Linked DNA regions of Mus musculus: regions 2, 3, 4, 5, 6 and 7 are each linked to region 1. A link is a loop called in an ENCODE intact Hi-C map of the cell type or tissue named here. Cell type or tissue: heart. All regions are shown on one strand. Links, peaks and the distances in the headings refer to the core of each region. The heading gives the core; the rest is flanking DNA.

Evidence for each region. Hi-C counts contacts between places; a loop is a spot of excess contacts. Peaks named below come from ENCODE experiments on the same cell type or tissue, not always from the same donor. Only the 100,000 strongest peaks of a DNase experiment are listed, where the experiment ranks them.
Region 2: it touches region 1 in a loop (2.2-fold over the local background); 12 of 42 quality-filtered maps call a loop at or near these places.
Region 3: it touches region 1 in a loop (4-fold over the local background); 8 of 42 quality-filtered maps call a loop at or near these places.
Region 4: a loop joins it to region 1, with 2.6 times the contacts of the local background. A loop is called at or near these places in 5 of 42 quality-filtered maps.
Region 5: it touches region 1 in a loop (1.9-fold over the local background); 2 of 42 quality-filtered maps call a loop at or near these places.
Region 6: it touches region 1 in a loop (2.0-fold over the local background); 3 of 42 quality-filtered maps call a loop at or near these places.
Region 7: a loop joins it to region 1, with 4 times the contacts of the local background. A loop is called at or near these places in 7 of 42 quality-filtered maps.

What each region holds. Positions count from the first base shown.
Region 1 is chr6:47,451,833-47,456,222 of GRCm38, reverse strand. Cul1 (cullin 1) reads right to left here and starts at 1,904. Exons shown (of 22, transcript NM_012042.4): 1 at 1,740-1,904. In heart, for the core only: no CTCF peak of the experiment used is centred there; DNase peaks (open chromatin) are centred at 1,342, 1,462 and 1,962; H3K4me3 peaks cover 3,121 bases; H3K27ac peaks cover 2,495 bases.
Region 2 is chr6:47,311,961-47,316,350 of GRCm38, reverse strand. No RefSeq gene overlaps it. Among named protein-coding and RNA genes, the nearest start is that of Gm35280, 57 kb to the right of the region's middle. In heart, for the core only: a CTCF peak has its summit at 1,683 (motif pointing left); no DNase peak of the experiment used is centred there; H3K4me3 peaks cover 452 bases.
Region 3 is chr6:47,591,906-47,596,295 of GRCm38, reverse strand. Ezh2 (enhancer of zeste 2 polycomb repressive complex 2 subunit) reads left to right here and starts at 1,266. Exons shown (of 20, transcript NM_007971.2): 1 at 1,266-1,402. It overlaps F830010H11Rik (RIKEN cDNA F830010H11 gene), which reads right to left and starts at 1,087. Exons shown (of 1, transcript NR_168258.1): 1 at 1-1,087. In heart, for the core only: a CTCF peak has its summit at 1,940; DNase peaks (open chromatin) are centred at 1,195 and 1,935; H3K4me3 peaks cover 3,391 bases; H3K27ac peaks cover 2,445 bases.
Region 4 is chr6:47,505,709-47,510,098 of GRCm38, reverse strand. Cul1 (cullin 1) reads right to left here. Exons shown (of 22, transcript NM_012042.4): 8 at 1,711-1,873; 9 at 996-1,126. Among named protein-coding and RNA genes, the nearest start is that of Cul1, 54 kb to the right of the region's middle. In heart, for the core only: no CTCF peak of the experiment used is centred there; no DNase peak of the experiment used is centred there.
Region 5 is chr6:47,520,321-47,524,710 of GRCm38, reverse strand. It overlaps Cul1 (cullin 1), which reads right to left. Exons shown (of 22, transcript NM_012042.4): 17 at 3,826-3,918; 18 at 1,586-1,633; 19 at 1,425-1,507; 20 at 907-1,012; 21 at 81-194. Among named protein-coding and RNA genes, the nearest start is that of Cul1, 68 kb to the right of the region's middle. In heart, for the core only: no CTCF peak of the experiment used is centred there; no DNase peak of the experiment used is centred there.
Region 6 is chr6:47,515,258-47,519,647 of GRCm38, reverse strand. It overlaps Cul1 (cullin 1), which reads right to left. Exons shown (of 22, transcript NM_012042.4): 12 at 3,125-3,173; 13 at 2,415-2,546; 14 at 1,366-1,483; 15 at 436-512. Among named protein-coding and RNA genes, the nearest start is that of Cul1, 63 kb to the right of the region's middle. In heart, for the core only: no CTCF peak of the experiment used is centred there; no DNase peak of the experiment used is centred there.
Region 7 is chr6:47,648,735-47,653,124 of GRCm38, reverse strand. It overlaps Gm40371 (a long non-coding RNA gene), which reads left to right and starts at 1,805. Exons shown (of 3, transcript XR_003956297.1): 1 at 1,805-1,867; 2 at 3,290-4,006. It also overlaps a transcript of Gm40369 not described here. In heart, for the core only: a CTCF peak has its summit at 1,902 (motif pointing right); DNase peaks (open chromatin) are centred at 1,924, 2,234 and 3,414; H3K4me3 peaks cover 1,380 bases; H3K27ac peaks cover 745 bases; H3K27me3 peaks cover 681 bases.

The sequences.
Region 1 (4,390 bases), core at 209-4,208:
TCTGTTATCTGAGGGTTACAAAGTAAAGGACTTAGTCTGTGTCTTCAATGATTTCATAGTCACATGTATGGGAAATAAGCCTGCACTGACAAAATTAATTAGCGCAAGAAGGTGGAGTTCCCTGAACAACAGAGTCTATGTAATATCTAAAGACACCTGGCCAAATTAGCTCAGACTTCAGATGTATGTGACATACTAGGAATTTGGGCCACACCTTCCAGGGCCTGACCATAAGACTCAGGAAAGATGTATCTTACAAACACCCTAGCCTATCTAAAATTGGTTGTCTTTTGGGCAAAACAGTTTTTTAAAGATGATGCCAACAGGGAGGAAAGAGAAAGGTTAGCATTTTTAGAAAGCACTTTGGTCTTTTCTCCCAGGCTTAAGGCTTAGTAAATGCTCCCCAAAACCTCCAAAAATGGGCAGAATAGAAGATAAAACAAGCCAGTGTTGTGTTGCATACTCAGAATTTAAAATGAGCTATAACTGTTTCAACTTACTATGGGAAGCAACAAATACAAGTTTTAAGTAAAAAGAGAAATCTTAAAGCCTTCTCAAACAAAGAAAGACCTCATATCCTTATTTTCCTCAACTACACTGGCTTCTTCAGAGTGTTAGGTTTAGGTCCTAAAAATTGAAGTAAAAGGAGCTTAGTTCCTCTTTTGTCACCCCAGTGCCTTTCTAAAACAGTAATCATTTATTCCATTCTTAGCTTTTGGCTGTTTTAATGCTACTCCAGCAAAGAGCAAGTACACACAGGGCAACTAAAAGCACTTGAACAACTTGACTGCATTTCGGCATGCGTGCCCGTCCCACAAACCCCCAACGACTGTGAACTAACCACAAGTATCAACAGTGACCTCTCAGAAAAGGGGAATCCTCCTTTTTTGGCATACCTAGCTCCCTTAACTTTGGGGCTTAGGCTCAAGGAATGAGAGTGCAAGTGTTCCTTGCTTTCTTAGTTATCTCCTGAGTAACAACACAGTGCACAGGTGACAGAAAGAGGGGGTTCTCAGGGCCACGCGGGATTTAAGAATAGAGGCCCGCAGAGTCTACAGCCCCCGACTCAGTCCTCCTGGCCCGGTGCCGGGTTACCTTTGGGGTCAGAGCGCGCGCTCCCGCCGGGACCGGGGACGCGCCGAGGCCGCCGCACAGGGAGGGCCCAGTTCGACTGAGGAGAGCTGGCGGACGCCCGGGGGCTCCGTTCCTTTGGAAAAGCACACCGCATCCCGGCGCGCCTTGCTCGGCCACGCTCCCAGAGAGAACGGAGCCCGGCACCACTGTTACCCAATAATCATGCCCCGCACCGTCGCAACAATGAGTGCCCCCGGATCCCCGAGAGCACGAGTCCCCCGGCCCTGAGCCACCCCGGCCAAGCGGAACCCCCAGGGCCGAGGGGAAGGGAGGGGTGGCGCGTGAGGCGCCGAGGTCGGCGCCACAGGCCGCGGTGAGTCCGGCTTTTTCCCAGTGCGTAGCCAGGGCCTGGCCCTGCGAGTCCCGGCCCAGGCCGAGCCTGGCCGGCCGGGTGACTCAGGCCGGGCCTGGCCGCTCCGCTCCGCCCTCGGCGTCCTACGCCCACGACTTCTCCGGCCCGGCCGCCATTCCGCCTAGCCGCGGCGCGGCGCCTCAGGCCTCGCCGGCAGCCCGGGCTCGGACGCCGCGGCCCGAGTCACTGCGACGCCGCGGCTCCGCCGTGGCCTGCGCTGCCTCCCGCCACCGCGGCCCGAGCCGCTACTCACCCGCATCTCCGGGCGCCCCCCGACGCTCGGGCGACGGCGTGTAGTGCTCGCGGGGCCCGCCGAGGTCTGGCCGCGTCCCTCAGCGCCCGGGCTGCCCCGCCTGGAGCTGCGTGCGACACGGCGCCCGCTCCTCCTCCTCCTCCCCTGCCCGCCTGCCGGCCCTCCTCCTCCCGCCGCCGCCGCCGCCGCCTGCACCACGCAACCTCCGCCCTCTCGCCGTCCCTCCGCCGCTCCCCGCCCTCCCGGCTTCACCGGCTCTGGCGACCGCGGGGCGAAGCCGTGGGGGAGGGAGGGCCGGAACGCACCGCCATCGGCGTCCGGGGCGGGGGAGCCAAGAAACCGTCGCCGCCATCGCCGGGCCTGCGGCGGCGCGGGAGGGGCACGGAAACGGCCCCCCCAGAGGCCCTGGTCACCCGCTTCGTGGCCAGGACCCGCTTCGCGCGGGCATTTCTACCTGCGAGCCATGGCCTCTGCTTCCCAAACGCCGAGCCGGGTCCTGCCGGACGAGCGGAATCCTCCGCCAGGTTTTCCCGCCGCCCTCGCGTCGGGGCGGCCTCTCGAGTGCCGGCTTCCCGCCACTTCGGACTTCTCGTGGAGACCGAGCCGAGGCTGGGGGCTCTGACCTCTGAAGACACTTCCGGAAGCGGCTGTGGGAGAGGGGCTTTGAGCTCCCCTGCCCCTCCCCTCCATGCACCTCCCGGGAGCTGACATGGGTCCCAACTGCACTGATCCTGGCTGGTGTCTCCTGTCCTGGAGTTGAACCAGAGGCAGTATCCCCAACCGTGAGATGAGAAAGTCAAATGGGCAGGCGGACTCAAGAGAAAAGTGCTACTGCTTCACCGACCCCCCTTTCTACCTGCAGGCCTTGGAGATCCTCCTGCGGAAACCTCCAGCTTGCCCACATACCCACGTGGATGTGTGTCTCCCTCTTTAATACTTTTCAGCAGTGGCCTCCCTTCCTTCTTGAGAGCCTTTTTTCACTTTCACTGTATATGGTTTAGTTAGGGAGAGTTGGGAGTTGCGATTCCAACCTGGGATGGCATGAAGTAGTATTCTTACATCTAGAATAATCTCACCCATTGGAAATCAGCTGCTGTCATCTTGTGCTTTGTAATATTCAATTGTAAATTTGGCAACACCCCTAGCCACAGGTGAGAGGCTGGAGAAAGAATGGATTTACCCCATACCTTGTTAGAGGCAGCTGTTTTAATATCCTAGCTTAGATCTGCCATTTAATTCTGTGAACTAGCAAGGGAAGATTTTCAGTTAGCTCATCATCTGGGCCAAAGATGTATTTGATGTAACTTCTGTAACTTTTCACCAAACTAGAACACCACAGAGATTCTTTCTAATGCACCATTTCGGGGCAGAAATCCTCAGCAGACCTGACAGGTCTCAAATCCACAACTTGAGTAACCCGTGCTTCCTCTCAAAAGAAAGTCCCACTGGTGTGTAGTCCAGCAGTTCTCATTCTGTGGATGGACACCCGTTGGACAAACTTCTATCTCCAAACACATTTACATTACGATTCATAGCAGCAAAATTACAGTTATGAAATAGCAACAAAAACCATTTTCTGATTGGGGGTCACCTGGTGAACTGTATTAAAGAGTCACAGCATTAGGAAGTTAAGAACTGCTGGTTTAGTGTCTTCTATCGAACTGTAGCTTTTTGTCAACATCTATTAAGTATTTTTTAGAAGTGTTGTTTCTGCATGTGTATACCAAATTATATTATCTTTACGTTTGTCTGGGGAAAAGGTTTTTAATTTGTTTTATGTCAAACACCTCAATAACTCATTCAAAAGAAACATGTTTTTAGTAACTTTTCTGTAGACATATGGTAAGGGTGGAGATAAATGTAAGGCTTGTTCCTTGTATATTTTGGCTTTCATTTTAAACTGGATTCCCATGTATTCATAGAAAACAGTTTACTTCCTCTCTATATTTCCTAATCTGTTGTCTTCAGTCTCACCAGTCTATATGGTCTCCTTTCCTGTGATTTTTCACCTCTGGATATGAGTTTGTATGTCAACTTGAGGGTTTTCTCCAACCCATTTTGCCTTAATACAAGTATTTAATCTATCTGAATCCACTCCCTGATTCGCCCTGCCTCCATTCCTTGTTTTAAAGTATCTTATTTACTGTCAATACTATCATTTTCATTGATTTGTTCATTCACCTGTGTCCACTTTGCAACCAGGTGGCATCTGTTCTGAGCAGATAACCCTACCTAACAGGATAAAAAGATATAATAGTAACTTTCATGCTCAAAACACTCTTCATCTTCTCTGTCTCAGCAAAATGGATATCTCTTTGGATGAGCCAGTTTGGAAAGAGAGTGACACCAGAATCAAAGCTCAAAACTGTCCCAAAGGTCTTTATCAGGACAAAGTCAATGGGATTAAAATCTCTTTGTAAATTAGAAACAATAATGAACTGGAAAAAACGCAAGTTTTAGATTAGCTATTTTTAAAATAGCTATTTTTAAAATACCTCATTGCTAGCTTCCCATGTGTGCCTTCAGGTATGGGTTGGGGTGCAGGATTTTTTCTTAAGTTTGCCAGTTTTTTTTTTTTTCCAGTATTTTGCTGGAAGAACATTGAAGCCTGCTCACAGCATGTTTACTACTCAGATTGAAGAGTACTGAGT
Region 2 (4,390 bases), core at 84-4,083, 140 kb after region 1:
CTGGCAACTCCCTATAAAACTAAACACGTGTTTACCATATGGTCACAAGTAATGCACTCTTGCTCTTTTTTCCCCCCAAGATAAAATGAAACTTATTTTTACACACACACACACACACACACACACATACACACACACACACACACACACACAAAACTTTATGTGAATTTTTAAAGCAGATTTAACTGTACTTGTCCCAAACTGCAAACAACACATAAATCTCTTATTGCATGTATAGCTAAACATACTATGATGCATACATTGTGTGGAATACTACTTAGCAATAAAAATGAGTAATCTAGTGATATATACAATTCAGATGGATCTCAAAAGGATTATTCTGAATAAGACCCACCCAGTCCCAGATGGTACCTCCCAGGTTGCTTCCATTGATAAAACCTTGAAAAGGTAAAATTACAGTTTGGACACTAATGATCCTCACGATTCCCAGAGGCCAAGGGCAAAGAGGAAGGTCACAGTGGCTGTAAAAGATTCATTGGAATGTTCTGTATCCTGGTTGAGGCAGTGGTCCCAGAGATCTACACATGTGATAAAGTTGCAGAAATTAAATATACACAAGCAAAGGAGTGCTAGGAAAACTGGTGAACTCTGCATGACTCGGATGCCAATTTCCTGGTTGTGATATGTGCTATAGCGCCTAAAGATGATGCTGAGTGTGTACAGTGAAGGGCAGATGGAGTCTATTAAATCTCACAACTGCATGTGAACAGCTAGTTATTTCCAAAGATTTGGAAATGTTCCACAGTAACCCATGATTAAACACAGAAACAAAAGTCAGACTCAACCCCCCTGGCTTCAGAGCAAATTCCTTTGTTTTGATAAAGGTTATAAACCAAAGTCAAACCAAAACAAACTAAATCAAAGTCAGATATGATGCTAAATGTAAATTCAGATTACAGAGAGATGCTTGTCCAAGCTGTGAGGTCCAAGCTTCCATGATGGGAGAGGAAGAGGGCCGAGGGAAGCTGGGAGCTTGAAGAGCTTGTGAGGAACTGTGGGCAGGTAAGTTATCCTTTATTTCCCAGCTGGAACACAGGCTGTTAGGCATGCATCTGCTGACACAGACACGGACACGGACACGGACACGGACACGGACACGGACACGGACACAGATATAGGCGCACACACCAGTACCAAGGCTTGCAGACCTCAGGCCTTAGACAGGTTAGAGGTGTACACAGCTGGCCAAAGGCAGAGGCAGGATCCCGACTCAGGTTTCCATGCAGGCACTGATCTGTAGCTGATCCAGGCTGACTAGCAGCCATCGAGTGGCAAAGGTTTGAGTCAAGGATAAACTCTGGGGTGGCTAGAGCATAAGAGTCAATACAAGCTGGAGATGTTATAAAAGCACATTTCCTCCGGGGAGAGACTCAGCGAAAACCATGGAGAGAACATTTGTTTCTTTTTTTCTATGAATCCCTATGGGTCCCACTTTTTATTAAACTCTAGCAGATGTAGATGAAATAAAAGGGTTTTTGTTTGTTTGTTTGTTTTTAATCTTATCACATTTCCTCTTTGGACTTAAGTCACAGACACTTTCTAAATTACATACGGAGCAAGTATTTGATTTTGAACACATTTAAAAAATACGTTCTTGGGTTTTTGTTTTTTTGGATCCCTATTCGTTCCTCAGACTGTAGGAATCTGCCATCTAGTGGCTCAATACTGAAATTGTTTTGTCCTTCCTATTCTATGTTGGAAGAGAATTTCACATGGATTTTTTGTTTGTTTAAAATCTGAAATTTATCAGCATGGCAAAAATAAAGGAAATCTTCTCTATTAAAATTGAAGCCTTGAACAGGACTCCTATCTGCCCTCAGACATAGGTTGTTGGAGAATTTACAACAGTATAAAAACAAATTTCTAGATGTCATTTGCCTCTAATGATGTGACTGTCCAAGTTTCAGTTAGAGCATTTAAATAACTGTAAGACTAAACGGAGTGGCAAAACAGCTAGTGTCTAGTACTTCCAACCACGGACAGGCTCATTATATACCCTCAATTTTAAGTGCCTTAGATCATGTAGATAAGGTAGGAAAGTGGGCTCTCACCATTTTGCCACACACTTGTGTCAGCTGTCACTCTTTTGGACCTGATTCACTTCACTTCGCATGTATGAGCTTTATTTTCTTGTATGTATGTCTGTGCACTACTTGTGTGCAGTGCCTGAGAGGCCAGAAGAGGGTGTTAACTCCCTAGAACTGGAGTTATGAATGGTTGTGAGCCTCCGCTAGGAACCGATCCTAGATCTTCTGTGAGAACACACGCTCTTAAGCATTAACACATCTCTCCAGGCCCTGAAACTCTCACGTTGTAAAAGTGGCATCCTCGGTTCTCAGATCGGAATCCGAGAGATTTGCATTCCTGCTTCATTATCTGCCTTCCTGGTTTTGTTCCTGTCTTCTGCTCCTCGGTTGTTTGTGTATAGTCACATCATTTTCCTTCATTCGCATGAGTATATTAAATATATTTTCTCTCCTGCCTGTACATGTATGTATGTCCTGCCTGCCTGTATGTATGTAAACCCATGTAAGTGACAGTTCTTGACTTTTTGTCTTTCTACTTTCAGTGATATTTAATGATGTCAAATATTTCAACATTGAAACTAAATTATCTGTATTTCCCCATGAAAGGGGGAGGGGGAGTAATTTTTATGCTTCCAACTTAAGAAAAAAAAAACAAAGTTTTTTTTTGACTGTTAACCCATAGTTAAGAGCATCATAAAAACACAACAAAGCAAATACCTCATGATTACACTTCTTTGCATTTTAAAAATGGCCCCTGTATTGGCTAGTTTTGTGTCAACTTGACACAGCTGGAGTTATCACAGAGAAAGGAGCTTCAGTTGAGGAAATACCTCCATGAGATCCAGCTGTAAGGCATTTTCTCAATTAGTGATCAAGGGGGAAAGGCCCCTTGTGGGTGGGGCCATCTCTGGGCTGGTAGTCTTGGGTTCTATAAGAGAGCAGGCTGAGAAAGCCAGGGGAGGCAAGCCAGTAAAGAACATCCCTCCATGGCCTCTGCAACAGCTCCTGCTTCCTGACCTGCTTGAGTTCCAGTCCTGACTTCCTTTGGTGATGAACAGCAGTATGGAAGTGTAAGCCAAATAAATCCTTTCCCCCCCCAACTGCTTCTTGGTCATGATGTTTGTGCAGGAATAGAAACCCTGACTAAGACAGCCCCAACTTGAAACTGTTGGTGCAACAGTGGATGTATTTGTTCTGACCTATGGTAATGCTATACAGATTCCCTCAGAAAAACTGACTGATGTGGCCCAGCTCCCTATGCTACACTGTGCATAGGGTAAGCGTCATCCTAAAGGATCAATTGAAGACCCTATCACAAGCACACGGGGGAGCATGGAGTGGCCACTGCAGGGCAGTGCCTCAGTCTGGGGTGAAGGGAGGAAAGCACTCAGGTTGCAGCTGGCAAAGGGCTATGTCCTCACTGGCACTTTCCCAGAGCTCACAAAGAATGCTCCAGCCGATCAATAAGCCTGCAATACTCAGGCCACAGTAAAAGGGAGGCAGCCAGAAGGTGCCTTAATGGAACAAAGTAGATGTATTCAACAGGAAGCAAGGGCTCCAGGGGGCAGGCAAAGACTTCAAAAGATGCTATCCTATCATCTTGAGTCTGCTACTGTTCCCCCATCAGTTGGGATGAACAGAAGCACTAAATGTTGGGCCTGATGTGGTATCACCTTCCGTGGTACCGCATCAGGCTGAGAGGAGGGTCAGAATTGACTTGGGCGTGATTGGATTTGCTTCTCTGCAGTAATAATTTTAGACACATGGGACTGTCTTCAGCAATGTGTGGAGCTGTTTTGGAGAGGGTGAGATTTGGGGGAAGCTGGGTCATTGCAGGCACTTAGGGCTAGGAATGTGCAATCCTTATGGAACTTGATCCTGACAGTAGGGTTCTATGTAAATGGAACACACTGTGGTCTACAGAACCACATGTAAAAACAAGGGGGGAGCTTGTGGGAAACTTCTAGGTTTGCTAGCAGAAGCACATTTCTCTTCACTCCACACTTCAATGACACTTGGAGTCATTATGTTGTTTCTTTTGATTCCGTTGGCCTGCTTTCTAGCTTCCTCATTTGAATCCAAGAAACACTTTGGATGGTTCCTAAGGAAAATACATATGTAAGGAAGAAACTTTTTTTTTTCCATCAGGATTATGAAGTGGAGACTCAACAGTTTAAAGGGGGAAAATTCGTTTTTAAAAATCTGCTTCAAATCTCTGTCACACTACAGAAAAATTCTTCTCTCCTGAAAAACTTAAGGACCCTTCAATGTCCCTAAATGCCTTCTCTATAATAACACTAGAGATAGAAACCCAATATTCTTGTTACATTTGGTCATCCAGA
Region 3 (4,390 bases), core at 191-4,190, 140 kb before region 1:
GCTCTAATGCCAGTGAAGGATTATGTATATATTCCTTCTTTCTATATATTCTGAAAATCTATATACATATTCATTCTCAGTTCTCTATCCATTCTATCAGTGAAGGAATGAATACATTCATTTATTCATTCATTCATTCAACCTGTTCCTCTAGAGAACCACGACCAATACAGATACATAACTTCCAGAGTGTTACAAATTCTCAGTCTGAACTCTTCACTATTGAACCTGTTTTCACAGGTCTGTGGGATTTTGCCATTCAGATGCATCTTATTAAAAGTAAATTTGAAATACCATTATTCACCTCATTGCCAGATAACTGAACAGGGAGTGGGGGTTGGGCTGCGTACTGTATAAGCAGCTCATTTCTATTCCTCGGGGAGAAAGGTTGACTCCCAAGATGCCATTGACAAATGTTGCAAACTCCTTACACTTTGCTGAGAAAACATGGGGTGAGCTATTTGCTCTCAAAAGTTGTTAATAAACAACTTGAAACCTTGATAAGTGCTAAGAACCATAAACGCAGCTTGGAAGGCCTTTCAGAGAAATCTGGTCGCCTTTTCTTCCGTCGTCAGGGGATTAGGCACCAGTTTTGCTAGCCAAAGCCTCCAAGGTGCCGAAAGGAACCGCACTAACTTTATCTGCCTACTGGTGCTCTCCGTGAGGAGCGAGGGCCGCCCCGCATTGAATCCCCTGTGGGGCCGGTCACACGCCTTCCTTTCAGTGGCGCCAACAAAAGTGTTGGACCCCGGGCCCAGTATGGCACGCCGGAGAAGAGGGCGGTTAAGACCGTTACCAACCCGAGTTTTGAACTATTTCAAACTTGGCTCAGGCGCCCGCCCGTCTCCTCCCCTCCCCCTCCCGAGAACCACTCAGCGCCCATTCCCGCCAAGAGCTGGCCCGCCCCCCGGCCGGTTCCCGCCATCCCGACCTCCCCGCCTCCTGCCCATAGCGGGCTTCGGGTCCCGCCAAGTGCCCGGCCTCCGCCTGCCTGTCCATGGCTTTCCTGAGAGGTACCGCACGTTGGCAAAAGAACAAAGACAGCGACTGTGGTGCTTCCACCCAGCAAGCCGCGTTCCTCAGAGCGAGCCCTGTCACTCGCGCACGCGCTGGTGAGCCTCGCGCTCCCAGGGCTGGAGCTCGCTCCGAAGGCTCCCAGCCCGTTCGGCCCTCTGATTGGACGGGCGCCCTCTCGCATCCTCCAATCGGAGAGGCGCTTGATAGTGCTGGGGGGGCCAAATAAAAGCGATGGCGATTGGGTTGCTGCGTTTGGCGCTCGGTCCGGTCGCGTCCGACACCCAGTGGGACATCGAAGGCAGTGGAGTCCCGGCGGCGGCGGTGGCGGTGGCGGCGGGTTGGGGGCGACGCGCGGGAGAGGCGCGGGCTGGCGCGCGGGACGAAGGTAGTCCGCGCCGTCGGCCGCCGGTGGTCGGCAGTCAGGGATCTGGAACGCGCCCCGGGGCGGCGGCGGCGGCGGCGGCGATCGCGGGACCTCCGCGCGGGTGCCTGGCCAGTCTTCGGCATCGCCCAAGCGGGTCTCACTCGAGCGCCGCTTTTGTAGGCGCGGAGGGAGGGCTAGGGGACAGCTTTCTGAGCGGTCGTGAGGTGTGTGGCGGTCCCCGCGGTCCCACGAGTGAACTGTGGATTCCGGCAGACGCGGGCGGGCGGGGGCCGGGAGTGGGGGCTTCTGTCCCGGAGCCTGGTCCCGCCTGGCCGGGGCTGGGGGCGTTCCTGTGGCCGATCGGGGCCGGCAGCGCTGAGCCTCAAGTCTTCTTTGTGTGGCTGGGAGGCGGGAGCGCCCGGGTAGGACGGGACTTACACACAAGTTGGTGGGACCGAGTCGAGAGTCTGCACTCAGACAAAGGACAGACTGTGTCTCGGAAGGGGAGGGGAGGACGCGACACTCGGGGCTCCCGCCGCGCGGGTGGGGGCGTGGGGAGGCGCGACGCGAGCGCGAGTGGGCAGGGCTCGTCCTTGCCTGGCCCTGCTGGGGGCGACCGGCTAACGCCGGGCCTTGCTAAGGCGGGACTGCGTGCACAATGTGGGAACTCCCTTAGCCCTGCGGCTGACATTTCCCCGAGAGCCGGGAGTCTCCCACTGCCTCGGGCTGCTAGTGTCCTCGACTGGCTTTGTGCTAAGTTCGATGGAAGAGTCCAGCTGTGTTTCCTTCTCTCACTTCATTATACAGCCCCCCTTGCACGCACCAGATCGTATGCTTCAGGGCTACTTTTTGAAAATGGGAGAAATTGAGAAAGCACGGGCTTTCGGAAAACTTGGTGAATGTCTTGTGAGTTCTACTTTCTAAAGGACCAAAACCTGAAAGAAAAACAAAATCTGTTTTGGCCAACTTGTGTGCTTTTGAGAATGGTGACAGGTGCTAACGAAATCAACTGTCATTTACTCAGTGATTATTCCCCAAATCTCCAGGGGTAGGTTGTTAAAGACTAGATGATCGAAATAAAATACCCACGAGAAATGTGGGTTTACGCTGTAGAATTGACAGTTTCTTTTTAGTGGGTCACGTTTCCCGTGAACAATAGCTTTGGTGAGTCAGAAAAGGCATTTGTTGCCTAAGAAATTCGAGTGTATTCTTGTCACAATTCAAAGAAACTTACTTTGCTTATTAACAGGATCTGTAGAATCTAAATTCATCTGAAGTAAAAATTTGTCTTTGATATTTAAAATACCGTACAACAACGCTACAACGCCTTTTCAGTTTCAGGAAAGTCGTTATCAGTTTAATTCTATGGGTTTTTAATGGCACATAAAACATTTGAAAAATACTAATGCTGTCACAGTTGAATGTAGTTTATATTTTTGGCGATTTAAAAATGTATTTTCAATTACTTTTTATTAATGAATATTAGCAGTGAATTCATATTCAGGAATAAAAGTCAATTTTACTTAGAAGAATGTGGAAATATTTAGGTTATATTTAATTTCCTGTTCTTGTATTCTCAAGTTGGAAACGGATTGGATTCTGGTCTTAAACGAAAAGAATCCTGCCTTTTCTCTTTGGAGAGGTGTACTAGAGAATGAAAATTGCATTAGGAAAACTTAGGAAAATTGCATCCTATATTCTAATTTTGATGGGTTTTGAATATATTTCTTAAAAAAAAAAACAAAAAAAAACCAAAAGAACAGACTCTTGTTGCACTGTTTCATCTAATGAAGACCTAAAGTACATCTGCTAATTTACGGTTTCATATGAATGGAGACAAAGAAATGCAGTGTCAAATTTCTGTTGTTTCTGATTTGCAGGAGCATCGTAGAATAGACATTCCAGGTGCAGCTCTAAATGTTGAGATTGTAGCATAAGGTTTATGTTTACATTAAAATCCTATTGATAATCTCATTCATTATGAGGTGAGCTAGTTGTATAGAATTTTGGTAGAAAATTAGTTTAGAATTTAACAATTCAGTTTTGCCTGAATATGTGATTTTTTCCTGTAGTTGACATTTGCTGTTTTGTACTTGCCACATATATTTCCTTAACTCTCTGAAGAATTGGTTGAAAATATTGCCTTATGTTTCGGTAGAAATGAGAAATGTTTAAGAAGTCTAAATAGGGATAGAAAAAGCCACTTGTTGACATGTGTAGCTAGAAGTGTTCTTTTTGGTACTGATATTCTTTTGCATGGATACATGTGATTATTTTTGTGTTGGCTATGTAAAGGTTTTAGTCAGATTTTCCAAATCACACCAAAATTCATTTGCTTTAGGTTGTCCTTTATCCTTTGAAGTCATATGCTCAAGAAGTTTAGATTTATTTTATTACTAGCCTTTAAATAATAATGAAGAAAGTTGATTTGCCTTAAAAAAACGAACAAAGGAAAATTTCTCTGCTGATAAAATGATTTATGGGCTATAGAAATGGTTTATAGATTAGCTTTGAAGTCTTTATGTCAGTGTAGATGGTGAATTTTTCAGTACATTCCATAGTAGTTATAGGTTGGTAGAATCTTTACGGTGGAACATGGGTAGAAAGGAACAATTCATTAAATTCAGAGAAAGGTCCATCAGAGTATGTGCTTTATTTTAGAGATGTTGTCCCAGAAGTCTCAGACACTCACAGAGTTTTGTTCATACTTATATTATTGCATGTATCAAATTGTTCACTTGTTTATGCTTCACACTGTCTAAGTGTTGTGGGACAAAGTTTCTGTCCTATTTTTGATTGGTTGCCTAACACTTAGGTTGGTAGTTTCCAGAGAATAGTTAATAACCAAGTGATTTAAGGAAATTGGAAAGATACAGTGAAATAAATTGACAGAGAAATTTGGAAAACAGTGAGATATAAATAAAACTGCTTACTATGAAACCCAAGTTTGATTCCTGGAACCTGGTACAGGGGAAGAGAGAACCGACTCCCCAAAAAAGCTATCTTATG
Region 4 (4,390 bases), core at 148-4,147, 54 kb before region 1:
ATTATTGTATGTTTTTCTGTGCTTGTGTGTAGTTTTGTTCTACAAGAAAAATCTAAACTATTCTTGTTCTCCCAAGGTTACAGACCTATCATTCACAAATTTAGGTTAAGTGATGGCTCATCAGTTAAGAACATGTATTGTTCTTGCAGAAGACCAGAGTTTATTTCTCAGCATGCAAATTGGGTGACTCACAACAAATCTGGCTTCTGTGGGCACCACACCCATAAACACAAAGCCATTTTTTAACATAGTGAAAAAATATAAATGAACAAACAAAGTAAAAAAACATTAAAACAAAACAAAACAAAAACAGAGAGGCTAGAGGCAGTTAAGATCACTGGATGCTCTTCCAGAGTGTCAGGGTTCAGTCCCCAGCACCTAAACAATGGCTCACAACCATTCATAACTCCGGTTCCAGGAGCGCTGAGACCCTCTCTATTCTGACCTCCTCAGACATACATGCATTCAGACAGAAACACTAAAAGAAGACAAAAATTAAAAAGGAGACTATCAATACTTAAAAAGGTGCTGGAGAGAGCTAGGTGTGGTGGTGCAAATCTTTAAGGAGGCAGAAGTAAAGAGGCAGTAGATGGATCTCTGTAAATTCAAGCATGGGCTACATAATGAAATCCATCTTAAAGGGGGCTGGAAGGGAGGCAATGCTAGAATAATTTAAGGATTTTGTCAACATTCTACTTTCAAAAGTCAAAACAGAGCCAGGCGTGGTGCCACATGCCTTTAATCCCAGCACTCGGGAGGCAGAGGCAGGGGGATTTCTGAGTTCAAGGCCAGCCTGGTCTACAAAGTGAATTCCAGGACAGCCAGGGCTATACAGAGAAACCCTGTCTTGAAAAAAACAAAAAAAAAACAAAAACAAAAAAAAGTCAAAACAGGTTCTCTGTATCGGTAAAACTGTACAAAGATTCACCACACACACCTGCAGTTGGCATGTGAAAATAATGGGCTCAATTGCTTTTCAGTCAGGTCCTACTTACATTTAGAGCAGCTTCTCCACACTTCTCAATTGCTGCAAGACCCTGATTATGAATATGTGTCTCTAGTAGTTTTTTCAATTCTCCTAGGCCATCCTGAATTCTAGATACAAGATTATACATGCGGCCCAAATCTGAAAGAAAAAAAGGAACCAATTGTATGCATGGAAACCAACTGTGCATACTTATTCTGTTCATTAAGTACTTATATCAAGTGAAAAACACTGTGAAATAGGAAACCATCTTCTAGATCTGGTGTACTTTGTTAAAATCAACAACGGGGTCAGGTTATTAAAATTATATTTCCCCTTTACCACAAGAATCTGCTAATGTACCATTGAGGAAAAGCACTGAATGCTTTCTAAAATCTTGATAAGCTATTTATGCCCCCAAAAGGTACTAAAATATTTGCCTAAAAAATAAACTTAATATAGATACCTCTTTCAACTATAAGTCACAAAAGGAATCCTCAAATTTTTCATTTCATATGTTTTCAATTTATGGTAAAGATGGAAAGTCCTAAATCCCAAAACAATGTGACTGAATCACTAACAGCTCCCACCAGCACCGAGGAACAAATAAGGGAACTAAAAACAAAACAAAAACATCTTTTCATCTTTTAAAAGGATAGAAGGAGGAATACTCAAACATAAAAAACAAAACAATCTGCCCACCATTGGTAATACCAACAGAAGTGTATGGAACAAATTATATTCACCTTCATTCTTGTCAGCATCCAATAAATTCTGAAACTCTGTGTGAAAAATTTCCAAGTGTTTTTCAATGAGGACCTGCTCACATTTCCGTGCTAGTTCATCTTGTGTGCTCTCGTGGAGGTAAACCTGAACTCTCCGCTGTTCCTCAAGCAAACGAGCTTCAGCCTGTAGAAAATTCAATCAAAGTAAACCAATGAATGGCTTGCTTCACTTTTAAAGAACTAGTATGTGAACAACAAATTAAATTCACAAATATTCCAGTAAAGCATGATTAAGAAAAGAGAAATAGGACTTTAGACTGTAGGGTGACTGCCAACCATATTATAAAGTCACTGGTCTATTCTACTCTTTCTGAAATACAAGCTCTAGTCCTTTAAGTGCCTTAAGAACATTATCATAATTAACAGTTCAAATGTCTTCCTATCATTTTTCTTTGGGTAAATGGTATTTCACATCTTGAAGGCAATATTCCCCACCCCTGTGGGAAAAACCTACAGGTCTTCTTCAGCATGCGAACACTGGATTAGGACGCTCTACTTTGGTCTGAAAGCTGTTTGAAGTCAAGGGTCATACCAATATGATCCTAGAAATGACCATTCAGAAATAATAATCAGTAATAAGGAGTAAAAAAAAAAAAAAGGAAAAAAAGGAAGGATGGTCGAACACAGCAGCCTTCCCTTGTCAAGCACTAAAAACACACTTCTAAAGCCCACTTGGACACCGCAGAGTCTCAACTTCTTGAATTTCTTTCCAAGAAAGAGGGGCTAACAGACAATTTAACACAACAGAAACTCAAGAAAGACAGTATATTTTAGAATCTGTCACCAGAAACATGTGGGGGTAGGGTCACTGCAGACATCAGAACAAGGAAGAAACTGCAGTTAAGTCTTGAATTACTCAGATGATCTGAATAAGAGAAGACAAGAGTTGTATTTACTCTCCACACAGACTTTTCAAATTTGGAGAATTACTATTAGAATTAAATAAACATTCAATACCCAGAAAACCGACTAGGAGAGCTTGGACCATTAAATGTGATCACGAGTGGTTATTCAATCACAGGAAAGCAGCTTGAGCCATAGCACACTCATACTCAGCAGAAAGCTTATCATGCAAAGTAAGCTTAAACAGTAAACTGTGTATTAATCACCAAGTCCATATCCTAAACACAGAATGACCTCTAACAAAGCAGTAAGTATATCCAAAAAAGCTGGAATGAGGAACAGATAAGTCACAAAAAAACCACAAAATGTTAGAAGTTAATATATTTCTAGTAAGAAACTCAAATATCAAGGTAATTCATAGTACACTTGATAAACAAAATATTATCCACTAAAATATTCCAAATCATTAATGTGTAAGTTTAAACAAAACAAAGCAAAACAAGCCCCCACGCCCCCCAAAAACCCACAGCAACATTCTGGTCTGGTAAGTAAAATCAGATAATGAACTATCATTCTTCTTTTTTTCTGTTTAGTAGCTGTTTATTTTTATTTTATTTTATTAGATATTTTCTTTATTTACATTTTAAATGCTATCCTGAAAGTTCCCTATACCCTCCCCCCACCCTGCTCCCCTACCCACTCACTCCCACTTCTTGGCCCTGGTGTTCCCCTGTATTGGGGCATATAAAGTTTGTAAGAACTAGGGACCTCTCTTCCCAATGATGGCAGACTAGGCCATCTTCTGCTACATATGCAGCTAGAGATAGGAGCTCTAGGGGTACTGGTTAGTTCATATTGTTGTTCCACCTGTAGGGTTGCAGATCCCTTCAGTTCCTTGGGTGATTTCTCTAGCTCCTCCATTGGGGGGCCCTGTGTTTCATCCTATAGATGACTGTGAGTATCCACTTCTGTATTTGCCAGGCACTGGCATAGCCTCCTACGAGAGAGCTATGTCAGGGTCCCTGCAATAGTGTCTGGGGTTGGTGGCTGATTATGGGATGGATCCCCGGGTGCGGTAGTCTCTGGATCCTTTCATCTTAGCTCCAAACTATGTCTCTGTAACTCCTTCCATGGGTATTTTGTTCCCTATTCTAAGGAGGAATGAAGTGTCCACATGTTGGTCTTCTTTCTTAGAATACCCAAGATACTATCATTCTTCTTCTTTTAAGTCAATCTGTTTTTGGGAGAACATATATCATCTTGGTCAGGAAAACAAAACTACTCCTTCTCAGAAGAGAGGGTAGGCTTTGATGTCCTTGTGAATTCTCCACAGGGATGCGGACTATAGTGAGTTTACAGAGCTTCCTTGCAGGGGCCAAGCAGAAAAGAAGTAGCAGGTCCCACCGGGCGTGGTGGCGCACACCTTTGATCCTAGCACTCGGGAGGCAGAGGCAGGTGGATTTCTGAGTTCAAGGCCAGCCTGGTCTACAAAGTGAATTCCAGGACAGCCAGAGCTATACAGAGAAACCCTGTCTCAAAAAAACCAAAAAAAAAAAAAAAAAAAAAGTAGCAAAAAAAAAACAAGTAGTAACTGGGAACTAATTTGTGACAGCAGGTATCTTTACCATTGCTGTCTCATGTAGACCATGGAACACCAGGACCATATTTAAATGACTAAGTACCCTAAGGTTCTTGAAAATGACCCTGATTAACTCCATTAGAAACAAAAAGGAATAAAAAATCAGAACTGAAAGGTTGGTAAAAATTAATGAAATGAGGTATTTTCTTTCTCTCTTTT
Region 5 (4,390 bases), core at 261-4,260, 68 kb before region 1:
TAAGCCAGTTCCCATTTTCATGAAACAGCCATTAATCCTTCTGCTACAAGTTTCCTAACCATGCTCTGTAATTCCTGTACCTTGATCACCGGGACCCGAGGTTTGAACCTGGAGGAGAGCTGAGTGAGGACTTCACCAAGTAACTGCTGGTGTTTCAGGACCTTCCTCATTTTCATGATTCTCACGATGGCCGCCTATGCAATCAACAAGAAAAACACATGCTTAGAGGTTTAACAGCTGAGCATGAAAGTTCAAGGCAGCCTGTACCACCTCATACTCAACTTCCATGCTAGGGTAACAACTATCCTACAGGTCAGGGAGGGTACAAGCAATCAGCTCTATCCATCAGCTTTATCCATTAAAATGTTTTGTCTAAGGGGCTAGATTGATGGTGCAGTGGTTTAAGAGCACTGAGGTCTTCCAGAGGACCTGGTTTCAGTTCCCAGGACCTATGGAGTAGCTCACAACCAAAGAGATGCAGCATCCTTTCCTGGCCTCTGGGGACACCAGTAGCATACATGAACCCTATCTATATGTGACTACATATAGACAAAACATGCATATACACTAAATGTAAATCTTAAATATTTTGGAGGGGCTAATTTTGGCCAACTATAAAGCACTAAAGAATAAAGAAAAAATGGATCTCTAAAGGAATAGAAGGTCCCCTTCCCCCCAATCTCCTGTTTCTTTAATCTGCCACATATTACCTGCTTCCCAATACTTAGGCAAGAAGATTAGACTACTTTTGTTTGGAACATAAAATACTTCATCCCTCAGACACCAAGTGCTGGCTTCAGGCATTGTCATCTTTGGCCATCACCGAACTGTCATTCTGGCAGCGTTTGAGCACATACAAGGCCAGCACGTTTCCCTAAGTGTACAGTGCAGACATGGTTCAGTCACCTGAATCAGTAGTTTGCGGTCTTCCTCTATATTTTTGTGTGTAGTTTCTTGTTCCTGCTTCTGTTCAGTTTTCATTGGTACATTGATATTAACCCTCAATTTCTTACTGTCAAGATAACAGAGGAAACAGGTCATTGAAAAGTCTGCTTCCTGTCTTTCAACTACACGTTTTGCATCCCTGGACTGGGCAGGTGGTTCACACCCATCTCTTCTATATCATTTCTCATCATTTCTACTGCTACCTGCGAACTGCCCCTCCACCAATGCTATGTAATTTTACCACAGAGGGATGACTGAAGTGACACTTGACCCCTCAATTTAGTGAATTGTAATAACACCAAAATAACTTGATATAAAGGTCTAAACATGCCATATGAGCCACTCAAGACTTATTTTCAAGATAAAGAAAATCAAACTCAGCATTAAAAGCAGAGTCCAGTTCCCCTGGCTCGTGCCGATCCTGAAGTAGGCCAGTGCCAGGGGATAAGACCAGCAGCTACATGTTAGATTTTTCTTACTTTTTATAACCAAGATATAACTTTATTAAGGTGTCTGGCTTCAATTCCACCTCATCAACATTGGCATTTTCATCTTCTAAGACCTAGAAGAAAATAACTGTTACTAGGCACATCCTAGGGAAAGGGTGTCTTCTAGCTCAACACAAAGTATACAAACATACCAGCAATTTCGACTTCAGTAAAATCTGTAGGACTTGTGCCAAAATGTCCTGCAATCAGAGAAAGATGGTAAGCAAGGAGGAAGAATACTTCTTTACAGTGCCTGTCCCAGAGGCCCAGCCTCACAGAAATGGTCATCACCTCAAAGCAGAACTAGTCAGAGAAAGTGACATGGCTTGTTCTTTATGGCCTGAAGCACCCACTATTCAAAGGCAATAATAATGCAGTTTCCCACAAACACTGGACACAATATATGGCCTGCTTCTTCAATGAAACCTACAGGAAATGATTCACTTCTTCGATGTCTGAAGGTTCATAAGACATTTATGTGGTGCTGTGGATCAAACCCAAGGCTTTGTGTGCCAGGCAAGTGTTCTACCAGTAAACTACACCCCTGAACATGCGAACGAAGCAGTAAGGAGCTTCAGCAGAACCAAAGTTGCACTGCATTCATGAACATGCTGAGACTTGGAGGCAGCTGACTTGCTGCCAACTTGGCTTTAGTTGGCAATTCAGTGCATCATATGACCTCTGTAGTTATTAGCTGCTCTGGTGATTTCCAGAACCATCAAGCCTCATGGCATGGGGACTTAACTTTCTCACCTGCACTCTTAACCAAGGCTCCCATGCTGTCAGAGAAGTGACAGCTATGCACTGGGGTCTGGAGGAGGGCAGCTAAAGACCCATAAGGTAATTCTAGTAATACAAAGAAGTAGAAAGATTGGTGTGGCATCGAGGAGAAGGCCAAGCAGAGACTAGAGAGGCAGACCTGTCAACCCTTCCAACCAGCCAGCAAAAAAAAAAAAAAAAAAGTAGGTTTCATTGAAATTTAAAAAAAAAAAATGCATGTACAGCAGTGTACCCATCAGTAAGTACACATGTCAACTAAAAAATTAAATGGGGGCAGGGACCACTTCTTAACTGGTGGAGTACTTGGCTAGCATGCCCAAGGCCCTGGATTCAATCTCCTGCACTGCATAAAAACGGGTGTGGAGCATGCCAGTAATCTATCACAGATACACAGATGTATGTACAAAGACAGGACAGTAAGTTAGTTTAAGGCATTCTCTACCTACTCAGTGAATCTGAGGTCATCCTAGAGTACAGGTGACTATTTCAACAACAGCAACAGAAAATCCCAACCAAACAAAAAATAAAGTGAATGAGGAAAGTTAAAAAATCTTTTATCTGCTTCCCAGCACTCACGTGAAAGCTCAGCCTTGTCTGGAGTGCTATGGGGAATAAATGAGTGAATCCCCAAGTCTTACTGCTGTGCAGCCTAGCTGAATGGATAAGCTCCAGATTCACTGACAGACGCTGCTTCAAAGAAAGAATGACATGTGCACCACAGTGACATCTACTTCTAGTCTCCAACACGTGAATACAAACAAGTACATATATCTACACACACACACACACACACACACACACACACACACACACACACACACACAGAGATAGAGACAGAGACAGACAGTGACTGACTGGGTTTAAAACAGCATTTCAAGGGACAGTGGTGGTAGCACACACCATTAAGCCTAGCACATGGGAGGTAGAGTCAGGCAGATCTCTCTGAGTTCATAGCCAGCATGGATTACAAAGAGAGTTCCTGGATAGCCAGGGCTACACAGAGAAACCCTTAAAAAAAATAGAGCATCTCACACTGTCCTTATAATGCTGACAAAAGAGAGCATTTCTTAACACCCTTATGAAACTGGCATAAAGGTTTATAAGGACACAGCTGGAACTGGCCACCACCATCACAGGTGCTGGCCACCATGCCTGCCTGAGAACCCATGTTTTCTCCAAAACAATTTGCTTAAATACTATAAAGTTATAAAGTCGTGATAGTGGCACATGGAGCTTTACACCCTAGACCTTAGTACCACCAGTACCAGGAATGTGCTGGATGCTCCTCACACAAGTTTGAGACTAGTCAGGTTAACTTTTGGCTCAAGTGAACCTTGCCCATTATATAAACTTCTCTGACTCAACCATGAGAACTCAGTGGTCCTGTTGGCATCCAAGGTGTCAGACACCCCAGTGAAATGCTCTCTGTGGATCTATCTGGCCTGGTCTTCTGGTGCCTTGGTCAGAGTTTACTGCTTTTACTTTTTTCTCCATGCTGCTAACATCTAGTAAGCCAAAGAAACCCATGTCCTCTCCCCCTTTCCACAACATCCCAATGAACAAAGAAGAGGCAGCTTGAGAGTATAGCGTGAGTACCAAACAGTGGAAATACCATTTTAATCTGAGTGCTGTCAGTCAACTGCTGCACAGTATAGGCGTCTTCTGTGTTATACTGAAGCAGGATTGCCATCTGAAATGTGGACGCCTTCGTGGTCCAGAGGAAAGAAAGAGGAAATGTGAAAACATGGGAAAGGTACAACCTGCTTTCATGAAAAGCATTCTTCAGAGGCAAAAAAGGAGAGGGAATACAAAATGTCACAACCAGGGGAATGGACATTTTTCTTAAAGATACCTTTCAAACACTGAAAAGACTCATTTTTCTCCTGAAATGTACCCTATATAAGCATAAATATATGAGCATACCTATAATATAAACATACACCAGGTATAGAGACATTAATTATAAGTTTAATTTTTATGCATAGTAGAACAAAAATTATTTTGGGGATGCATACCATTTATACATTATGTGTATGTTTAAGTTGCCAGAGACCTCCACACCAGGTATAATGGTTACTTAATTAACTTATCAATGTGGAAGTACAAAGGTTAAACTAGTGAGTAGTTTTCGTCACATACTCTACAGTTTAATTACCATTACCAGCTCACTACTGAGA
Region 6 (4,390 bases), core at 225-4,224, 63 kb before region 1:
CTAGATGAAAGAACAGCACTATGCGGCATCCATGGCTTTCCATTCTACAGTCAGCATTTCTAAATAAAAGTCCCTGCCCCAAGTTCTGAGAACAAAATCAGTGCTTACAGAGAAGTGAACTACAAATGCCGGGGACCGTCTCGTGAACACTTTAAGACTGCAGAGTGAGTACCAAAGCAGGTTTCTACCTCATGCCCAGTAGGTACATCAAGAGTTTACCATGTAACCAGTGAGACTCTGCTTGTCGGGAATAAGTCAACACTGTTTGCTGCAACAGAGAGCCTTTCGCTATTTAACACAGGCCCATTTCACATTCCCCACAAACAGTGCACTGACTGCTTACACAGCACTTCGGTCAGCACACTAAGGTCAGGCAGCCCTTTTCCCTCTTGCCAGCTGAAAGAGACCAAGAAACAAAACCAAAACTATCCTTACCTCTGACGGCAAGGCAAACGTGCAAGACTGCTGAAAGGGCCACGATCCAGAACTCAGGACCTGAATACTGAAGTCCACTGTGGGAAGGAACACATTTAATTACTCTACAAATTTTAAAATTCTATTGTTACACACACACACACACACACACACACACACACACAAGAAATAGTCAAAAGATTTAAAAATTCATTACAAGTCTAGTAGGCTACACATACACAGTGAGATGTCCTAGATCAAAACTTCAAACCAAAGGTTGAAGAACCTAGCAACTGTTGTCCTCCAGGGCAATGGTTTTCCACTTTACTGTCAATATAGAGTTTCTAAGCTGATCTGCCTTGATCAATTTTATTTTTTCCCCTTCTGGATATGAAGTTCAGCATGCACAAGCAATGGATGGTGACCAGGAATGATTGATTTAACAGACCCAAATACAAGAAAATGGAAAGCACAAGAGCAAAGCACTACCTCCACCACAACTTGTGTACCATGTACTACTGTCAAGACCGACAGTAGAGACTTCTGGAACCTATTAATTAGGACACTTTCATTTTCACAGATAACGTAGATGTCCATTAGCAATACAAGCTTAATGATGACAGCAATTTTGATTTGGGAAGAATAAAATTCTCCAACTTTCTTCAAAAACAAGTAAGAGAGAGAAGAAAGAAATGTATTCAAACTCAGGTTCAAAGGCACAACAAGCCCATGGATCAGCACAGAGCGAGGCAGACCTGACTGGTCTCACTCAGCAAAGCTGCCACCATCCCATCTGGGTGTCAGGAGGAGGAGAGAGCACTTGGAAGGAAACGCCTGCTTCTAAGTCTTGGAAACTCTGACCCCATTTACCACCCTCACTCCGTATTATGTCACTTCTCTCATCTGCTACCAAGAGCCCAAAGAGCCCTGCTATGAGCACTCAGTACTCACAGTCCAGCGGTTCTGAATTCGTCAGGTGTTTTTTGAACTGTTCATTCAGATCTTTGCTTACACCAATGTCTTGAAACATTCGCTGAAGTTTGGAAGTGTACTCAAAACCACAAGCTTGCTGAAATAAACCCAGGCAACTGTCTCATTAATTTGTATAGAAACATGAATGTATGCAATGCATATAAGGGATTTTTAGAGAAATCACAATACAATATATTTTTTCTTAAGTTCTTTGAAGCTATTACTAAGATTTAGTCATATCTTATGGCATAAATATATACAGATTAAAGTTTTATGTTCTAAAAGACCATTAAAAGTTGGACAATTGGGTCTTCAATATGCAGTAAACATATTGCAGCATTTAAAGCTGCAATTTAAAGAGATTACGATAGGAAATAATTTAGAAACAGGTGGAATGTTGCACATCTGAAAGCACCGTACTCAGCAGGAAGAGGCTAGCCTGGGCTGTCAATGACCCTCAAGCCAAACCCTTCCAATAGCCCAAATAATCTGCTAGTCCCTTATTCTACCACTAAACTGTCTTTTTTTAGAATGTGCCTGCTGAAGTTTAAACCTCTGGTGTGGAGGTATCTGAAGATGAGTCCTTGTGCGTTCATGAGTGTAGGGTGCCTCTTTAAGAGGATGTTACCCTGTGAGTAATGGGCCAAACAGTGGTTGACTGAGAGCCAGGAGAGCCTGCTTCAAAAACAAGATCTAGATTTTTAAGACTTCTGAGTCCCCAGAATGGAGAGTTCATTTCTTTGCCTAAGTTTCCTGGCCCATGGTATTTTGTTTTGGCAGTCTGAGCTAAGAAAACCACTAAGCATTCACACAGAGCCAACAAGGCTGGATGTGTGGGAAGCAGGTGAGGATGTGGCAAAGGTGAGCAGAGCCTGGCCAAGGAAGGGCTACATGGAACAGAAGAACCCTAAACAGGGTGGCAGAGGAAGGAAAGCACCGGAGGCCTGGCTGGAAAGCAGGTCTCACACTGCACGAACCAAGTCAATAAACCCTGAGGAAATTGGGATTCTCCAGGAAAAGAATAGTACCTTTAACTTGGAGATCATGCTTGCTTCAGCATCGTCACTCGCACTGTTTTGATGTACCAGTCTCTTGGCAAGCATCTTTGCATAGAACTTCTGAAATACATCTTTGTCCTCGATGTACTTGAAGACCACCATCTGGCAAAGCCAGGGAAAGAACACCTTAGTGAAACTAACTCACAAGCCCATTTGTCTCTAGCTACCTCCAGGAGCTGCTTGGTTTTGGGTGGGCCTATGTTCTAACCTGGCACAAACTCACCCTGAAATGTTCACAATAAATAGCGCCATCCATTCCTTAAATCCCAGTTGACTGGACTAGACTTAGTAGCAAGAAGCAAAGTACTAAGGCTGGAGAAATGGCTCAGAGGATTAGGGTACTTGCTGTTCTTGCAGAGGACCTGAGTTCCATTCCTAGCACATGGTGGCTCACAACCATCTCTAGTTCCAGGAGATAGAACACCCTTCTGACTTCCTCAGGCACAAGCACACATGTAGTACATATACATACATGTACACAGGCAAAACACTCATATGCATACAATAAAATAATCTTTGAAAATTTAAAACAAAAAAGAAGCGAAGTACCAACATTAAAAGTAAAATTTAGGAGTAAAACCATAAATTCGAAATCAAAATACTTATGACTTTGCATATTTCAGGCCCAATATAAAAAGAGCCTTACAAAGGGCAATGGGTGTGGCCATGAAACACCTTACCACTTGATTGAGGGTGTCTTCTAGTTCTGCCTCTTCTGGGTTCTTGGAACTGAAATTTAAAAGGGCAAGGTGTTTACAAACAAGCAAGCAGACATGCACACATACCACTCTGCCAAACTAGCAGTATCCCACGTGGCTTCAAGTATTTAATAATGAGTTCTCAGATCAGCTGGTGAGCTAGGGGAGGTCACTTTCCTCTCCTAAGGCAATCTGGCAGCCTCACATTGTACCCCATCATGGAAGAGATTACAAAATAGCCACTAGGATATCTAAGATGAAAACTGACAGAAGTTAATTATAATATTATGAAGTTTCCCTTCAAGACAACCCATTTAAATATCAGTAAGTGAGCTGCATTCTTACAATTGCTCCCTACAATCTGAGATAGCAAGTGACCTTACCCAATGTTTCCCCACCACGTACAAAGCAGGTAACACAATTCTCCCAATAGTGAGCTGTTTCGGTTTTGCTACTGATCTACGCCCACAGTCTGAAGATGCTGCATGGCCTACCTTTTGTACAATTATTTTCCAGCTCACTGATGATGACTTGTTAACTTAAAAAATAAAAAGGGTTTATGTGTATGTGTGTATGCCTGCTTGTCTGTATGAGCACCACATATACACACAGGAACCTATGCAGGCCAATAGAAGGCATCAGATTCCCTGGAACTGGAATTACAGATGTTTGTGAGCTGCCCAATTGGATACTAGGAAGTAAACCCAGGTCCTCTACAGGAACAGCAAGTGTCTTTAACAGCTGATCCATTGCTCAGGCTCTGAGAGTTAAACTGTCATTGTTTACATTGTGGGTATTTTCTTAGCCTTAGAGAGCTTTATAAAATATATTGACATCAGAATCAGTAAAATTTGGGGACCTATGCCCCCTTCATAGCATTTGGTGATGTGGTTTGTGGGACAGAGGCAAACCTTGAACATTGCAGGAATGAAACTGTGACGGGGAGAGAAGCTAAGGGAACATAACGAAGAGGAGGCAGCCAAGCCTAATTATACAGCTTGCTTCTAGCTCTGAATACAGCTAAGAAGATTAGGAAAATGTCAGGTGAGTAGATGGTGACTTGAAAATGAAGTGTATGTAGCACCAACAAATGACCAAATAAGAACAAAACTTTAAAATAGTCACATGGCTGAATTTGGTGGTGTGCTCTATATACCCAGTATGTGGAAAGCTGTGGGTAGGAGGACTGCTGGGAGTTTTGAGGCTAGCCTGAGCTACACAACAGCTCTGTCAAATGTAGACCAACAC
Region 7 (4,390 bases), core at 116-4,115, 200 kb before region 1:
TGCACATTTGGTGGATGGAAACGTGCTGGCGCCAAGAACATTGTTTGCTTGTTTGTTTGTTTGTTTGTTTGTTTGTTTTTTCTCTCAGCCTTTTTATACCACCCAAGACAGCACTCTCTGTGTGTAAGAAGATTACCTGGTAGCCACAGGTCACATATTCTCTAAAAGCCATCACCCCAGAAACATATTCTTCCAAAACCAGATTAAAATCATCCCACAAAAGGAAACTACACCAGGAGCCTTGATGACATAATTTTGTTTTGACATTCACGCCTAAGAAACTTTTCCCATCCTTCTTTCTCTCCACTAGATGGACTTAACTCTTGTCTTAACTGATGAACAAAGTTTAAGGCAATGGAGCCTAGGTTAGCAAGTGTTTTTTCTGTGCTTGACTGGTGACACTTTGTATTTAGCGGGAGACCGATCATCATCTGTTGTGCACCTTTCGTTTCGTTTCGTTTTGTTTCGTTTTGAAGTCGTGTTGTTCAGGTAATCTGGGCAATCGCCTACCCTCTATTCTGACACTCGTAATAGAGCGATTTGCTGTTTATTCCTAGCCGTGTGTCTCTTCGAGGTGCACACCGAGCACTTATGGCCACAGGCTTAGATCACAAGATCCAGGAAGTCAGGCCCAACGTTGAACGGATGCTCTCTGTGAGCATGAACTTGTCCCAGGCCTAATTTTCTTGCTCCTACGAGTACATTTTTTGAAGGCACGGAAGCTCATGTGCTCCTTCTCTCAACGATGCAGCTCTCTTGCTGTTCTATGAGGAAGGGGAACATTCTAGTCTTGATCCCGAAGTAGACTTTCTGTCGACTACCCTCAGTCTCCCCAAACCCCCGCCCCCCATGATTTAAATCCAACTCATTTCCCGAAAGGACTTAGACCAAACAGGAATTACAACTGATCATGAATTCATCTCAACAGCATTATCTCAAGAGGATTCCTCCTCAGGTCGATCCGCAAGCCTCTGGCCCATCAGAGCAGGGGTGGGGTGGGGTGGGGTGGGGTGGGGTGGGGTGGGGTGGGGGCATCACCCAGGAGGGCAATCACAGGAGGTTGCAGGCAGTGAGTGTCTTGCCTTGCCCAATCCCAGCACGCCAGGGCCATGAGGGATCTAGCAAAGAGAGGCAGGAGAAGGCAGACCCCTCAGGAGTAAGAAGCCATGCTGGGCCAAAGGTCCTGGGGCCCCCGCTTCTCCAGGGTACACCCAGCAGAGCAGAGCACAAGCTTGGGCCGGTGGACCGCTGGGGCGATTCCAGGAGGCTCACTTGCCCACTGCAGTTCTTCCTGCGAGGCTAACACGGGCAGTCCCAGTCCGCGTGGGCGTGGGGTCCCGAGTGTGGGGAACTGTGTGGGTCCAAGTGGAGGGCCTGGCTCCTGGCCCCGGAGACTTGGCTGTGGTCAGGGTGGTCTCGTGGCCCAAGGCCCAGGCCTTCCAGAAAGGGAAGAAAGAAAAGCAGAGCTGTGGGTGTTGGAGGAGCACCAGGTTGGAGCACGGGGTGCTCCCGCTGAGCCTCCGGCTCGCTTTAGGAGTGGAGAACTGTCAGCGAGGCCTGGAGGTCCGGGAGGGCGGAGGAGGGCCGGTGTAGACGAAGGGCCATCGAGCGAGCGTTGGGAGTTTGCGGTTTTGCTGTTGCTGTCGTGGGTCAGTCGCCCGCGTGGAAGGGCCAGGGTCGCTTGCTGCTTTTTCTGAGCGTTCCCGGAGAGAGTTATGTGCGAAGTGGGGTCTGGACGGCGACAGGACAAGAAGAGCAAGAGGAGCATCAAGCAAGCAGCAAGAGGAGTAGAGACGGTCGCTCGAGGCTGGAGGCTGGATGCACAGCGAGCGGGCTTCAGGAGTCCTGGGCGCGGTTGTAGCCCCCAGTGGGTGGTCCGGGGCGCGGAGTGTCAGTTCCCATGCCGACCACTAGGGGTCGGGCGCGCTCCGGAGTCTCGGGCGAGGGAGGCAGTTTGTTTGCAGGGGTGTGGGCGTCCTCGGGAGTGGTGTTGTTGTTGTTGCTGCTGCTGCTGCTGTTGCTGCTGCTGCTGTTGCTGCTGCTGTTGTTGTTGTTGTTGTTGTTGTTGTTGTTGTTGTTTGTGCTAAGGAGGAGGCGTTGTGAGAGTGTGCGCGTTTGTGTGTGGGCTTGCGATGTGAGTGTGGTTGGTGTGAGCGCATGATAGGCGCTGGGCGCTGGGCATTGGTAGTGTGTGAGGCTTGGAGGCTGTCCCGTCGCGTGTCGTCATGGAGTGTGCGTTTGGAGTATGTGTGTGTCGCGGGGCTCGCTCGCCGGTTGTGGTGGCGCACGCCGGTAGGATTTGCTGAAGGAGGCAGAGGCAGGAGGATCACGAGTTCGAGGCCAGCCTGGGCTACACATTTTTTTTCTCCTCGGCTCCTCTCTCTTTAGGCCCGCTTCACACAAACACACACACACAACCATGCCCGCACTGCTCTCTTTTCACCCTCACTCCTCTTCACACCCTTATGCACACACCATCACCTCTTCCTTCACTCCACAACTCACAACCTACTCTCAACACCCTCACACACACACAGCACAGCAGCCCCCTCAACACTTTCTCTCTACCCTATCATCGACTTGCCTAGCCTCCAGACGCCTTGCAACCCATCTCCTGCCCTACCCTACCCTACCCTACCCTACCCCAACCAATCCCCACACCATCCTCCATTTACAACTTGGCCTCACCTAGTAGCACACAGACCTTAGCCTCACTTTTTACCTTCCTCCTTCTTTATTGCTTTTGACAAAAAAGAAAAATCAACACTCACACACACACACACACACACACACACACACACACACACACAATCGACCTTCACTTTTCAGTTGCACGATCACTACCAGGCAGGTCCCGGAAGCCTGCCTTCTCTGCCTTACCTCAAACGCTTGACACACCAACTACACCATATTGCTAGAATGGGCCATCCTCTTCACAAAAGAACATGAGCACCCAAAGTTAGCCCCAGTCTGCAGAGGCACACAGGGATTGACCTAGTTTGGAAAACCTATAGCTTTTCCTAAGCTTTCCTTACTCAGCTCAACACTCAAGAATTTCTGCTTGCTGCCTTGCTTGTTGGCTTGTCTGCTTGTTCCCCCGCTTGTTCCCGTGCTTGCTCCCCTGGTTGCTTCCTTTCTTCTTTCCTTCCTTCCTTCCTTCCTTCCTCCCTTCCTTCCTTCCTTCCTTTCTTCCTTCATTCCACGTTTGCTTGCTTGCTTGCTTGCTTGCTTGCTTAGTTTCCTTCAAGACCCAAAGGTCTTGACCTGTCTTCTCTGGTTGCATTTTCAGTTCAGCCTGTCACCAAGAAAAAGTCACTCGTTGCCAGTGCGGACATGCTCTGATAAGGAGGAGGAAGCCAGTTGTGTGTATGTCTGCTCTTCTGCAGTAGCCTTGCCTAGAGGTGATTCCCTTGGTGGGTGTTCCTATGTGGGCTCCATGGCCTGGGGGATTCAGAGCAGTGGGCAGCTTGGCGTAGGATCTGTAGGGGTGGGCATTACCCAGCCATTCATGACACACCCCCTGGCAGAGGTCCTTTCCTGCATTTGCCCCCATGAGTTTGTGTCCTGTGGGTCCAGGCATATGCCAGCCCAAAGGGACACATGTTTCAATTTCTAAGACCCAGTGAAGTTTCTTTGGGATTCCGGGTGGGGTGGAGGAAGCCTGTTCCAGCTGCTGCTTTCTCTGCTGTCCCTGCTGCTGCTGCTGCTGCTGCTGCTGCTGCTGCTGCTGCTGCTGCTGATGGTGATGGTGATGGTGATGCTATGCTGATGCTGATGGTGATGGATGTGGGGTGTGGTGGGGATGGGTGAATAGATGAGTGGGTGGACAAATGATGTGTTGATAGAAGGAACAAAGGAGGAGGAGGAGGAGCAGAAAGAGGACGAGGAGGACGAGGAGGAGGAGGAAAAGGAGAAGGAGGAAGAGGAGGAAGATGAGGCCTGTGGAGAAGAGAGACCAGGGTCCTAAGGCCAGTCTGTAGAGGGCCCGAGGTCTTTGGGCTTCCAGGTGAGCACTTGGGAATCCTGGAACCTTAAGCACCTACACAGGGTTGTCTCTTCCTGGGCAGGGATGCGTGCCTGTCCTCTGCCCAGAAGGCTCCAGATGGATGTAGTTCCTAGCCCGGTGGGTGGCCTGTGCAATCTGAAGGGCCTCCCACACTTGAATCACACACACACACACACACACACACACACACACACACACACACACATTGACTCTCATGTTCATCTCAGGCTCTCCCTCCCAAGACCTTTATCTTGAGCACTGTTTCTCGGGCTCAAGAACCCGTCCTTCTACATGGAGATGTCACATGGACTGGCCAAATGGAACAGAACCTAGGTGACTTCTGTGCCATGTTATTTAGGTATAGGGCCGAGACATACCTGACTC